2 separate regions of the Mus musculus genome follow, and region 2 is linked to region 1. A link is a loop called in an ENCODE intact Hi-C map of the cell type or tissue named here. Cell type or tissue: left cerebral cortex. All regions are shown on one strand. Links, peaks and the distances in the headings refer to the core of each region. The heading gives the core; the rest is flanking DNA.

Evidence for each region. A loop is a pair of places that touch in the nucleus more often than their neighbours do. Peaks named below come from ENCODE experiments on the same cell type or tissue, not always from the same donor. Only the 100,000 strongest peaks of a DNase experiment are listed, where the experiment ranks them.
Region 2: a loop joins it to region 1, with 1.9 times the contacts of the local background. A loop is called at or near these places in 2 of 42 quality-filtered maps.

The regions. Positions count from the first base shown.
Region 1 is chr7:16,736,401-16,739,213 of GRCm38, forward strand. It overlaps Ap2s1 (adaptor-related protein complex 2, sigma 1 subunit), which reads left to right and starts at 2,044. Exons shown (of 5, transcript NM_198613.2): 1 at 2,044-2,138. The coding sequence starts at 2,136. In left cerebral cortex, for the core only: a CTCF peak has its summit at 1,239; DNase peaks (open chromatin) are centred at 1,531 and 1,929; H3K4me3 peaks cover 1,361 bases; H3K27ac peaks cover 479 bases.
Region 2 is chr7:16,405,068-16,407,880 of GRCm38, forward strand. The region is part of intron 1 of Zc3h4 (zinc finger CCCH-type containing 4); the gene reads left to right. Among named protein-coding and RNA genes, the nearest start is that of Zc3h4, 5.3 kb to the left of the region's middle. In left cerebral cortex, for the core only: a CTCF peak has its summit at 1,618; DNase peaks (open chromatin) are centred at 742, 1,047 and 2,085; H3K27ac peaks cover 1,331 bases.

The sequences.
Region 1 (2,813 bases), core at 15-2,514:
GTGTGTATGTATGTGAGAGAGAGAGAGAGAGAGAGAGAGTGTGTGTGTGTGTAAATCAGAGGACAACACAAGGACTTTCTCTCCTTACTTTTCTCTTTACATCTTTCAAATTTATCCTCTATGTTTCTGTGTGTGTTTGTATATGTATGTTAGTGGTGTTTATGTGTGTGTGTGTTTGCGTGTGTGTGTGTGTGTGTGTGTGTGTGTGTGTGTATGCGTGAGAGAGAGAGAGTTTGTGTGTACGTCAGAGGACAACTGGAGAGGGCAACTGGAGAGAGTCAGTTCTCTCCTTCCTCCATACAGGTTCTAGTGATTGAACACAGGTCATCGTCAGGCTTGGCAGCAGTTGTCTTTATCCACTGACCTATTTGCCTCGTTCAGGTTTTAGAATTTTGAGACAAAGTCTGACTCTGTAGTCGAGGCTAGCCAGAGAGTCCCTATATAGTACAGGATAGCCTTAATCCATACCAGTACACTTCCATGGATTTACAGACACTGTGTCTAGCCCAATTCCTATCTTTATTTTATTTTATGTACATATGTAGTTATATTTATGAGAAAACCTACATCCCTAAGCTCAACTAAATAGAGCACTGCGTAAGCATAGAAAGGCAGTTAGTTACATTTTTAGGTCCACAGCGTAATGACTTGTTTAACACTATTTCTGCTGGGCATCAGTGGTGCATACCTTAAGTCCAGGTAAGCAGATCTCTGAGTTCAAGTCCAGCCTGGTTTACAGAGTGAGTTCCAAGACAGCCAGGACTACATAAGAAACCATGTCTCAAAAGTAAAATAAAATAAAATAACCTACTTTTCCTAAGACTGGTGTGGTGGCATATGCCTATACTGTAGCCCCTTTGGTGGCAGAAGCTGCAGGATCAGGACTCCAACTGATCCTCCCCTACAAGGCTAGTCCTAGGCCAGTCCGGGATACATAAAACCCTGAGCTTAGGGGCTGGTGAGATGGCTCAGCGGTTAAGAGCACCAACTGCTCTTCCAAAGGTCCTGAGTTCAAATCCCAGCAACCACATGGTGACTCACAACCATTGGTAACGAAATCTGATGCTCTCTTCTGGAGTATCTGAGTACAGCTACAGTGTACTTACATATAATAAATATTTTTTTAAAACCCGAGTTTAAAGGAAAAAAAAAATCACTGGAGGGAAGAGTGAAACATGCCTTCTGAACGTGACAGAGATGATGCCAAACCTTACAGCAGCTGGGAGTTACTGCTCAAGGCCTGTAGGAGACCAGGCCCATCAGCATTTCACCACAGGTGGGCACGGATTGAGATGCTGGAGAGAAGACTCAGTGTTTAAGAGCTTTTGCTACTCTAGCAGATTCGGCTCCCAAACTCCAGTTCCTAGGTTCTTATGCTGTCTTCCACCTCTGTGGACACTGCAGGCATACTATAGACTTACCTACATGCAGGTGAGAACTCAAATACATAAAATAAGCAAAAAATTAAAAACCAGTCGCCGAGGGTGCGAGGGTCATATTCCCAGTAGTGTATTCTGTTAAAAGATGCCCATGCCCAAGTAAGTAACGCTCACATCCGCAACCCCAGATCAATGCCGTGGGTCACACGCTCCGCAAGAAAAACATACATGAAAAAAGGAACACTTTGGGGAAGAAAGGGTTTTGGTGGAGGAGAAAGAAGTAAGCTAATAATAATGGGGAAATATTATCAAAGCACATTATATGTTATAATTTAAAGCAAAGTTGAAAAGAAAAAACTACTATTCCCAGCATGTCCTTGCTGGTAGCTTTGGGATCGAGGAGCACTAGAACCACATTTCCCGAAATGCAACGCTCACTCAGTCTACTTTTAACCTATGGAAATTGTCCTTATTCAGAGTCCTTCATCCACAATGCATTTGGTACTCGCATTTGGCGACTAGGTCTCTTGATAGGAAAAAGGGCAGTCGCAGAGCATGCTGGGAAGGCGTTAGACCGGGGCCACCCTTGCCAACGCGTGCGTTTAAACTACAACTCCCAGAGGGCCGTGCCCGAGAAGGAAGGCGGGTTCTCCTGCCGGAAGTCAGTTCTAGCCCTGGGCCCCACAACTGCAAGCAGAGCCGGAGCCGCCCTGTTACAGCGGGACCCGGGCCTCTGGGGTCCAGACAGGGGTCGCCATGGTAACGGGGGGAGCGTCGTACCGGGGACAGGCAGAGGGGGGTGGTTCACGTACGGTCCCCGGGGTTTCGGTTTGGAGGTGACAAGCTTCCTCCTGCTGCGGATGATCCGGGCCGGGCGCGGGTTCTCGGGATTGGGGTCAGGAATGGGGATCAGGGGCTGGATGCTGCGCTGCGGGGTGTGCTTGTGGTTCCAAGCAAAGGATTTGGAGGGGAAGGAGTGTCCAGGGGAGGGACTGCCTTGGTGGGAGACATTTGGGGGTGATTTTGAAACCACAGAGGCGGGAGAAGATATTGGAGATGAGGAAGGGATGATGGAAAAGAACCAGAGACTCTACAGACAGGGTAGAGAGGGTTCCTTATGAGAAGGAAGGAGCTGGTTTTAAGGAGAGCTAGTGTTGGGGCAAATTGGATATGGCCAGGGTAGATGCTCTCCAGGGGAAGAAGAGGACCCTGGAGGCCGGAAGTTAGCCCCTGTAGGATTAGAGTTAGGCTGCTGCAAGAGGAGAGAGGGCTGTAGCAGTAGAAAGTGGATTCTAGAAGAAAATGGGGAGCAACTGAACAGAATGTTCCACAGAGGAGAGGTCCGGGGTGCAGAGTAGACTTGGAGGCGTCACATTTGAGGAGGGGGAGCTTTGGGAGAAGGGCTGAGCACTGGATTTAGGGGAACCTCCACCT
Region 2 (2,813 bases), core at 291-2,790, 330 kb before region 1:
GATGGACTTTTTTAGTAGTACCAGAGTGCTGATTCTGCCTGCCTGCCATGGCATCTGAAGTGAGACGATGGCTTGAGTTGAGCCTGGCCCATGGCTGTGCCTCACCAGTGCTGGGGTGCACAACAGGCAAACAGGAAGGTTGCAGCTTTCTGGCAGTTACTTGCTGACTTTTGAAGGCCTGGGAGGAGCAGCCTGCTCTTTGGCAGTGGTAATGGAGGAAATGGTCTGGAGTCAGTTACATAATTAAGGCCTCATAGACTATGGCAAGCTGCCTGTTTGGATAAGTTAAGGCAAACTTTCCAGCTCTGGCTTTCCAAGTTTTGAGCCTCATCTGCTATAAAGCTCTGTTGCGTCTGAATGCTGTAGATACACTGCTAGAAACAGTGCAGCAATTCATATTGTGTTAGTGCTGTGCGGTGAGGTGGAGTGGTTTCAAAATCAATTTCAGGCACGTTGCACATTGAGATAATTCTTGAGCTGATGTGATAGAAATGAAGACACGACCTCTTGGTTGGTGCTAGTTACAGCTACATCATCATAGAGATAATTTTTCATTAGGATTGGAGGCTGTCTGCTAGGAGTAAGTAGCTTGTTTCTCCTGGCCACATTGCTCCTCCCAATAGAGAATTACTCTCATTTTCCCTGCTTCGGTTTTGTTGATTGGTGACTCAGCTCCCTGTTTGTCAGGCAAGTGGTGACATCTCTGAACGCTGGAGATAGCAACAGGATGTGAAGGAAGGGTGTGGGTATGTGAAAGCAGCTACTGCTGTCCAGGGCTGGTGCCCTCCAGCACCAATGCCCACTCCTCAGGGTTACCACAGTCCAATGGGTGCTACAGAGCACCCACACAGTGGCTGCCGCTCAGTGCCTCTGTCCTTACTGGGAGAAATTCTAAATAGAACACTGGCTGTTCCGTGTGTAAACAGAAGCAGGATGTGTCTGACTGACGGAAGTAGGCCTCTCGGGTGCTGGGCAGCTTTCTTAAAGGGAGCTGGTGGGGACTAAAGTCCATGGAAGCCATCTTGTGACACTTCTTGTTTCACAGTGTTTGGTATAGATGCTGAAATGGTCCAGCTGTCTTGAGCCAATGCCCAGTGTACCGGCATGCATTTGGTTTTGCAATTAGAATGGAGTGAGTCAGCATTCCAAGCTGAGGTTGGCCCCCTGAGAACCAGGAAGTTAGGGATCCAAAGCCAACCCCACTCCTACTCCCCTTTGCTCTGCTTCAGCCAACCCTTGGCCTGAATCTCTGCGGGCCAGGCCTGTTAGACTCCAGGATCTCGCACCCCTTGTAATTTGACTGAGTCCCTATGTTTGTTGAGCAGCTAGGTTTGTCCTGCCCTTGGCTTGGAACAGAAATGTTTCATATTTCTGTTTTGGTTTGGATACTAGGGCAGGAACCCTAGGCCCTGCACTTGTTCGATGGTTTGTGTTTGTGAGGCAAGGTCTCACAGTGTAATACACATTGGCCTCCAACTCGTTTGTTTGTTTGTTTGTTTGTTTGTTTAAAAGACTTAAAAGAGAGGGTCTCACATAGCTGGTCTTCTATCCCAGACTGGGTAGCTCACCAAGCTGAGGCAGCTCACCTTCTGCCTCTGCCTGCTAAGTCCTGCAAGTACAGCTGTGTGTCCCTGTGTCCTTTGGCTTTTTTTTTTTTTTTTTTAAATGGAGTCAGGCATGTTCTGCCTTTTTTTTTTAAACATTTTTTTAAAGATTTATTTATTTATTATATGTAAGTACACTGTAGCTGTCTTCAGACACACCAGAAGAGGGAGTCAGATCTCATTACAGATGGTTGTGAGCCACCATGTGGTTGCTGGGGTTTGAACTCAGGACCTTCAGAAGAGCAGTCAGTGCTCTTAACCACTGTGCCATCTCTCCAGCCCTCCTTTGGCTTTTAAGGTTAGGTCTGAGTTTGTACTACAGCTGTTACCTTTATAAGTAGAAAAGCCAAAGGATAACCATCAGGCCCTGGTGTGGCTTCCCACACCAGCTCCTTAACCTGAGCATTTGCTGGGAAATCAGCAAAAAGATTGAGTCACAGAAAGTGCTCCATGTGCCGTATGGGCCGTATGTGACAGATGCTATTTCTTCCCAGTGTGCCATCCTGAGTCTGCACAGTACTTCAGTACTTCCACTCCCCACCCGCCCTGTACTCTCCTTGGTTATTTTTAAAGTGTGTGTTGACATGTGTACATCAGTTCAGGTGTTCCCAGAGGCTAGAAGCAGTAGAACCCCTGGAACTGAAGTTATACCTGGGGTCTAGAAACTGCTCTTAAATGCTGAGCCATCCCTTCAGTCTCTCTCTCTCTCTCTCTCTCTCTCTCTCTCTCTTTTTTAATTGAGATGGGCTCTCATTCTGCAGTCCAGGTTGGCCTTAAACTTGAAGAAGTCTTTCTTCCACCTCTCAAGTACAATGTGCTATAGTACTTTTGTTGTTGTTTTGACTCTGGTTCTCAACTTGCTATAAAGATCAGGCTGACCTCAAACTCAGAGGGAATCTGCCTGCCTCTGCCTCCTGAGGTTGCAATTAAAGACAACCACCATACTCACCGGGTTCAGTACTTTTCATACTGATAAGCTCATTATGGGTTATGAAATCCATGTATTGATATGTCTGCATATTAGATAAACATCAGAAGAGGGTAGAAAATGTAATCAAATGAAACAGAATGTAAAGGAGGTATAGATCAAAGGCAGTTAGTTTGAGCCTGGTCTGATGATTAACCCTAGAGTCCTACCTTCCCCAGAGGCTGAGGCAGGCTCATGGGCAGCCTGGGTAATTTAGCTAGATCCTGTCGAGATAGAAATAG